2 separate regions of the Mus musculus genome follow, and region 2 is linked to region 1. Evidence: chromatin contacts called from ENCODE Hi-C data. All regions are on one chromosome and are shown on one strand. The core of a region is the stretch at or near the end of the contact, and the rest is flanking DNA. Distances in the headings are between cores, read along the strand shown. Region 1 holds the start of Greb1 (gene regulated by estrogen in breast cancer protein). Region 2 has its middle 22 kb from the start of 2410004P03Rik.

What was found. Hi-C counts contacts between places; a loop is a spot of excess contacts on that map.
Region 2: a loop to region 1 is called in a map of v-Abl transformed pro-B cells, with 3 times the contacts of the local background. The contact joins the enhancer-like site here to the promoter of Greb1 in region 1. A Hi-C loop is called at or near these places in 2 of 37 maps with a recorded cell type or tissue (CH12.LX and v-Abl transformed pro-B cells).

The regions. Positions count from the first base shown.
Region 1 is chr12:16,798,519-16,802,654 of GRCm38, forward strand. It overlaps Greb1 (gene regulated by estrogen in breast cancer protein), which reads right to left and starts at 2,368. Exons shown (of 35, transcript NM_015764.4): 1 at 2,129-2,368.
Region 2 is chr12:17,031,683-17,035,818 of GRCm38, forward strand. No RefSeq gene overlaps it. Among named protein-coding and RNA genes, the nearest start is that of 2410004P03Rik, 22 kb to the left of the region's middle. Within about 2 kb of position 1,975, at least 1 of the 3 ENCODE cell types and tissues checked has a DNase peak (open chromatin) inside an H3K27ac peak, as active enhancers do.

The DNA.
Region 1 (4,136 bases), core at 1,118-3,617:
TTAAATGTAAATCATAATTCGAATTTCTGGTTTGCCTTTTTAACTCCTTTGCATATTTAGGGAGGGCAGGTTTGAGACATGGTTTATCTGTGTAACCTTAGGTGTCCTGGAACTCACTCTATAGACCAGGCTGGCCTCAAACTCGGAAATTTGTCTGTCTCTGCCTCCAGAGTGCTGAGATTAAAGATGTGTACTACCATGCCCAGCCCCCCTGCACGGTTAAAGTTTTGGTCACGAATGTGTATTACTTCTACCATAGTTTCGATATAATTAGCTTTAAAGCACTACAATTTGCACTGTGTCTAGAAACTGTGCCCAAAGCCAAAGTTACCCATTAATCAATGTACAAGTGACAGGATTAACTGCCTGCAGTCTTTATGGCAGAATTATAAGTTGTCCACAGACCCTCTGGAAGAGCTTGCATATTCCCAACCCCATTGAGCCCACAAAAGCTGTAAAAGCACTCTTGCCACATCTGCTGCACAAAGCTGGGAGAATGTGAGGCTTCTCAAAGCAAGCAGGGGGCATCAATAAGTAGCCTTGCTGTCAACCCCTGGTCCAGGTGGTTCAGATTATCACATCTGGGCAGGGGACAGGGGGCTTGGTCTCACCTTTGTCACACTCTCCTTTCTTCCCCTCTGGGTTTTCTGACCTGTTATTGGCTCTGCTTGGAAGTTCTCTGCTGAGAATCTGTAAGTAAACTGAAGCCCCAGAGTGGATACAGTAAAAGGAAACTTCTAACTTCAAGTGAAACAGTAGGACGCAAGGTCGCGGAGGCTCAGTGAGTGGTTTCCTGAGCCAAGGGGCAATCAATGCTGTATTAAGCACAGAAAGCTTAGCTGAGCTTGAAGATTACAACATCTGATTAAAATTATTAAACAAGAGTACAGCTACAAAGCCACACAAAGGATAATTTCAAATTGTCTACCAGTCTAAGACTACAACTGCTGTCCCCATGTTTAAAACATTTTAAGCCACAAACCGCTTTAGTCACCTTCAATAACAAGAAGGGCCAAGGTGGAATGCCAATTTCAAACCAAAATGACTTCTAACTCCGTGAAGAATACTCTTATCAGAATGAGGAAGAACGGATATCCCGAAGCAAATGTTGCGGGATAACCAAAAGTCACAGATCCTACTGTAAACTTTAAATGAGCCAAAGTTCAGCGTGGGAGGTTGGGGGGGGGCGTAAAGAAACTAAGAAAACCGAGATGGACTCTAAATTAAAACTCCCAGCAACATCAGCCCACCAAGCAATGCAAACTCAGACCTGCACACGTCTTTTTGAGACTAAGTTCAGAATCATCTTGTGTGACGCCCATTGTTAAAGGCAAAAGATTGTCCTTGATGGGACTAAATGGGTGTTTATTTGGTTAAATTTACACATTCATGGTTTTAAAGGGCTAATAAAACAGCATTTCAAGCCCTGGGGCAACACTTGACTCTATAATAAAAGTTGATTCAAGAAAAACTTCAGTCTATAAAATAGGTAATTTCTTTTGGTTGCTCCTCAGGACCAAGGATTAAATGAGGTTTGACAGCAAATGGCCCAGTGTCTCTCTGCATGGAGTGTCTCCTGGCCTTCCTCCACAACCCTAACCCTGATCACTGGTGGGCTGGCGGACGCGTGTGTGTGTGTGTGTGTGTGTGTGTGTGTGTGTGTGCGCGCGCACACACACACACACACACACACACACACACACTTTCTTGGACTTCAGCCAGTAGCCTTTGTTTGTGGCTCCCAACGGAGATCCAATAACCAAACTCAACCAATGATCACCACAGCCACCAGCCTTTCACAGGCTGGCCACTCTGGGAAGAAGTCCCATTTCTCCCTTGTCCCACGTGCTGCAGAAGACGCGGCTGCCACCACCCCCGGGGGGCAGCGGGCGGCAAACAGCCTCCCCAAAACGGAGCCGCGGTGTACACAACCTGGAGCAGTGCTGTCTTTTTCCTAAAGTTCTTACCTACGCAGCCGAAGCCTTCACCATGTGCCAGGAGCGCTCTGGCTCGTTCTGGCTGTGGCTCTAGATGGCTCTCTCACTCACTCACACACACGCGCACACACTGACATGGACACCTCCCACACCCCTTGGCGCAAGACCCCCAGCCCTGCGGCCACCCTCACCTCGCGCCCTTTGTCCTCATCCGGCGTCCTCGGAGCCCGCGCTACCGGAGCCGGCGCTGCGCAAAGCCCGGAGCCGCGGAGCCTGAGAGTCCGCCCGTCCGGGTCTTGCGGGCCACCGTGATTGGGGGGCGGGGGGGGGGGGCGGCAAGGGGAGACCTGAGCTGGGACTGCTGCTCCGGCTCCGGCTCCGTCCAGGTGTAGGCACAGGAGATTGGCTTGCCCCGTCCCGTCCCCGCTGCAGGCACCCACCGCCTCGCTGGGTTCTCACGGGGTTCCCGGTTTGGGAGGGGTCCGCGCGGAAGTCGGAAGCCTCCGGGGACAGAGGTCATTTGTTGCTTGGCCACAAATGCCCGAAGAGGAGGTGGGGTTGGGAGGACGAACCAGTGAGCAAGACCCCCCCCCCCTCCCAGATGTCTCCACCCGGCGCAGGGCGTGTCTGTGGACCGCAGGACAATACCCCTGCAGTTCAAGCCGACAGAGGTAGGGGACTTAGGCCCCCAACAGTGGAGATTGATGAACGCCCTACAATAAGGAAGTTGCCTAACATCAGCAGAGGAAGAGCCTGGAACCCCTAATACTAGCGGGTGGAGCCAGAACTTTCCCTGATGCGAGAGTGGGTCAGAAGGATGAGCACTGGAGGGAAGGAGCAAACCTGCACTTGCCGGTGCAAACCTTTCTGGCCCCTGTAACACAGAGGTGGCTGCGAGCAGCCAGCAGAGAAAGTGGGGGAAATTGAGGGAGCCAGACCACAGAAGGAACCCATGGTCATCAAAGCTTCCTCCTCCTCCTCCTCCTCCTCCTCCTCCTTCTTCCTCCTCCTCCTCCTCCTCCTCCTCCTCCTGCTCCTCCCTCTTCTGGAAATCCCTGTGTGTTTAGAACTTGCCAGAGACATCCCGAGCACCTTGTACCCTCCTGCCATTCAAGAACCCCAGCCATGCTAGCGAGATGCTAAGTGGGTACAGGAGCTTGCAGCCAAAAACTGAACCCCTGTGTTGGATCCTAGTTACTCACTTGAGGAAAGGTAAGAAGCAACTGCTGCAAGCTGTCCTCTGTTCCCCAAACTGCAACACACATCGAATAATAATAACAACAACAACAACAGCAGAGCGCTTGAGCCAGCCTCACAGCCAAAGGTCCTAGAAAAACAGGGAGCCTGTCTGACTAGGAGCAGGAGACAATAGGAGAATAAGCATCAATCTCCCACAAAATGGGCAGGTTGAGGAATGCTCTCCTATCCCCACTTTCCTAATGGCAGGGGCATCAACTTCCTATTCTAATTAGGAACTATTCCAAGCACAGTCGAGACTAGGAACAGTTAACATGATGAGCCCCGTGCCTAAGACCTAGCCAAGCCTAACTGACTGCAGATGTTTGTGTAATGAAATTATTCAAGAAGTAGTCCTGTCGATAGACTGATTGCCTAGGATGGGGTGAGTTCCCCAGCCATACATAAATATAAGTCAAGCTTGGTGGCCCATGCCTGTAAAGTCAGCTCTCCAGGAAATGAGACCTGGAGGATCAGAAGTCACTGTTGGCTACATCAAATTTGAGGCTAGCCTGTGCTAAGTAAAACAACAGCTCAAGAAAACAAAACAAACAACAAAAACCCCATACAGTTGGAGTCCTCAGCCAGCCATGTAGGCTGCAGCTCTTTCCTCTCAATCTATACTGTACCAGAAGGTAGGTATGTATGTACTTACTGCTGGAAGGTAGACGGTGCTTATCAGCATTGCAGCTCTCCCTGTGGGATCACACTGTTCTATTTTGTAACCTGGACCCTGTGTTCTGTTTTGCTCATGAAAATGTTTGCAAGATTCCCTTGATCTTACAGGCAGAGCCAGTTCCTTCATGAGAACTGCTGACTAATATTCCTTGTCAGTTTCTGTTCTGTTGATAGAAGAGTATGAACTAGTCTGAAGTCAACATTCTCCAGTTACAGAGTAACTGTTGCATGGATAGTTACCAACATATTTACTTCATGGTTTGTGTTAGAAACCTCTGTTGTTTT
Region 2 (4,136 bases), core at 725-3,224, 230 kb after region 1:
ACACCGTGGTTCTTCTGTCTGATCCTTGTCTCTTCAGCGTCCTGCTCACCGACATGTCCTACCCTTGGTCCCTAGAGCTATTTTCTCTGTAAAGGACCTCAGAGAGCATGTTCTTTGCATTCCTTTCTTCCTTCTGCAGACTCTGTGAAGTCAGAGGTGGGTTTTAATATAGGGGGAGGGGATAACTGAGCTATGGTGCCAGTTGCTTGGATTCCTTATCCCAGTTGAATGTCTGCACAACATACTCTGTCTGTCTGTGGATCTGTGTCTGTCTGCCTGCCTGCCTGCCTGCCTGCCTGCCTGCCTGTCTCTCTCCTTCATACACACACACACACACACACACACACACACACACACACACCAGGGTCTATCTGTGTAACCCTAGCTATTCTGGGACTACCTATGGAGACAATTCATAGACACCCACTTATCTCTGCCTCTGAGTGTTGGAGTTAGAGAAGCACACTGCCAGGCTTACCTTGGATGACATAGTCTCTTGGTGGTGTTGTGTAAGGTACAGATTCCCTGTTCTCCTGCATACCTGGAGATTGGCAGGGGGAAGAACCCTGGTCTCCAAGTCCTTGATGGTCCTAGGTGCTAGAGGCTGAGAGGTTAGGTCTCCTCCTTTCTGCCTCAGGCGTCTGGAGTTTGTGGTAGAAGTTGTAACCTTTGTCATGTGTGGTTTGGAGAACCCTGCCGTCCATTTTGGCCAGTGTCCTGGCTGCTGTAGATGTCCTGATCTATGGGTGGCACTTGCATTGGTCCCTAGCTCGACAGACCTCATGGGTAGTGCTATTGGAAAAGGTGCCCATGTTAAGCTTTCCACTGCTCCTTGTTCCTGGCTCCACCTAGGGACACCTCCATGTCCTGTGGAGCACATCGGGTTCTAAGGACCAGTCACTGACCCAGTGTGTTTCCCAAGCACCATGGTCCTAATGGTGATGGAGAGCCAGGCTATGGAGATGGGGTGGGAAGGGCAGACGCCCTTTTCCAAGAGTCTCAAATAAGAATCAGGACAGGTTCTTGCCTCAGCTTTCAACTTTCTAAACTTCGTGGACCACAAAGGATGTGGTTGCCATTGCTCCCTGCATGTACTGCCTGCCTCTCTACCCTTCTTCCCATACCACCCATGTGACCGGAAGGCTCATGACCTTTCTTCTGCTATCGAGGGTACCCCTCCTAATCTTTCACTCTTTAAGGCTGTGTTTCCTCTGGCCCATTCTGCATCCCCAGGAGTCCCTTGAGGACATAGCCTGTTATCTGTTCATCTACCACTGGTGCCAGGGAGTTCACCCCAGAAGCACAGGCCTGAAAATGAAAGTCATCCTCTGGTCACTGGGTCACCAAGAGGCTGACTCTTTCTCTAGCGTCAAAGGGAAACACGCTTTGACTCTCTCCTAGAAAATTCTAGACACACCAACACGGCACCTACGGGAGCCTTGGGAAGCATATTGAGAAACGCTATTCTGGATATTTTTGTGATACTCCAAATAACTTCAGTTTTCTCTCTCATCTTAAAGTCTCTTCTAACAACAAAAAAAACTCTTGCGTTGAGGACTTCCTTCCCAGCAGGTGGCGCTATTGAGCAGTGATTGAATCCTGAGCACCAGCAATCTATTCCTGAGTTCATACATAGGCTACAGATCCTCTCTGTGCCTTGTGTGTGTGTGTGTGTGTGTGTGTGTGTGTGTGTGTGTATAATATATATATATATTGGGGCTCTGCACAAATGAAGCTATCGCCATTACCGACCAAGCATTAGTTGAGGGACGATAAGTGTCCACCGAGAAGAAATGAAGCCCATTTGTGAAGTCAGTAGCAAGCGGGCCTCTTTGTACTTTGAAGCAGCAGAAAAGGCCAAACAGACCCATTGTTGCTATTTGTGGCTTTAAGAAGACCCTATATCTGATTGGCTGAGTGAAGAACAGAGAGGGTGTGGTAGAAACCGGAAGCACACTGTCTGTGGGGCCCTCAGCAGAACCATGTGGACTGCATCTCTACATAACCACACAGCAGCCGCAGAGCAGACAGTGAGCATGATCACACGGCACTTGGCAGAAAGGCAGACAGACTGGCTCGCCTCAGACGCTCCAGCTGGACCTCAGACGGAAGGTGCAGAGATTCAAATCCTTGGTCTCTCCACCGGGGATGTGAGCACCCTGGGTCCTCTTACATTGTAAGCGATGGGCTGTTAGGAATGACAGCCCCGAAGTCAACCAAGGTGGTTTTCATTCTCTCATTTGTCTGCCCTGAACACTTCACTCATTGGCAAGTATGTACGGTCCAGCTGGGAGGACTGATAACCAGCTCACAAAAGAGGTACCTTGAGTCCCCTGGCCGCAGTGAAACGGCTCCTCTAGGGTCAACACCTGGCTAGGGGCTGGCTGCTCCCTTTCTGTGCTTTTGTGCAAGAACCTTCCCTGTAGGGTGTGGACTGGCCCGGTACATTCTGCGTGTCTCCCATGGTCCTGGCTATGCACATTAACTGTAACACGATGACATAATTATAGAAACAGAGGACACCCTTCATTTCCTCAGTCACCTGCAGACCCAGAATATGCTGGAGAAAACTTGGATGCACCAACTCCTCATTACAAGCTGAGGCTAGCAATGAACAAAATAAATATGCATTGGAGACTGAATGCTATAATTAGCGTTTCCATGTGGCTAAAGAAAACGAGAGACATTTTAATTCCGGGCCTCTGGTTGCATGTTAAGTTGCTGCGAAGGGAATGGTCCTTGGGGGTTAACCTGTGAGGGACAGGCATTGTCTTAAGATCCTTGGTGTAGGTGGGATTCAAATGGAGCGGCTATGCCATTAGATAGCCCAGGGCTGAGCTTACTTCCTAGAGCCCAGTGAATACTCCCAATTGTAAGAGAGGCTGGCGTCGTCCCCTGGCACCCATGGTCCGGGTGAATCTATTCATTTAATAAATAATTAGCATTCGCATATCTGTTGTTCCTGGTGATGTCAGAAAGTACCTTTTCGTACTGTCTTCCAAATTCACATCTAGACGTGTGATGCTTTGACCTGCTACCTCCTTTAACTCAGTGCTGGGGACAATCTCAAAGCATTGTCCTGCTCTGCCCTTGGGGTAGCTAGCCAGCCTGAGGATTTTGTGCTTTCTTGATAACATAACTGGAGAAACTGGCATGTCTGAAAGAGAACAGGCCACATGGTCCTGAGCTCTTCTGCCCAAGGGGTGATAGGACTCTGTGTATCTCTTCTGGGGGATACATGGGGATTTGAGGTGACAGATAGGCAATCTGGGGGAATCCCCAGCATGGAGCCCAGGAGAGTCAAAGAGGAGATACCCGGCTCTTCTGCCTTCCGTGTTCCCAGGCACCAGCTTGTTGTAACACCGCGTTCTCAGGCCTCAGTGACTACAAGAGTTGTAAAACAGGCTGTAGCCTCACTGAAGGCACAGTGGCCACAATTAGCAACTGGAGAGGTGCAGTGTTGATCTCACAGGCATGAGGTGACTTATCCCAACTCACCTAAGAAGATTGTTCACACTAAGAGCTTTTTAAAACCCCAGTTTAGAGAGAGCTGAAGAATTCTCTCTGCCATTCAAGACCATCTTTAACAGAAAGCACACCGGAAGGGTGGTCCTGAAACACCCGTGTGACAGGCAGAGATCTGGAGTACCCTGAGACTTCAACTACCAGCCCTGTGCTCTGTGGATGGACAGCACCCCCTGCAGGACAGAACCTCCAGATAGAGATGTGTTAGACATGCTTATGTCCTGAAAGCCTTTTATTTTGTGAGACCTGGGTGGGGCTGGGTATTCATCCTGGAATTTCCAGAAGTTTTTCTCCTTAACTCCCAGAGAAATTTTATTTTGAAACAGAGTCTCACATAGCCCAGGCTGGCCTTGAACTCTCCATGTAGATGAAGATGAACTTGAACTTACCTTCCTGCCTCTACCTCTACAGTCAAGGAAGACACACCCCCCCCCCTCCACACACACACCCCTTGTGGCTGTGGCTGTATCACAAATAGTGCTAGGACTTGCCAAAGCCACAGCAGCACCTGGAGGTGACCTGATGATGGATGCCATGCTAGGCTCAACGTGACAGACTGGGAAAGTCTAAAGTCCTGAATCCTGGAGCCAGGAACTGTTTCCAGCCTCACA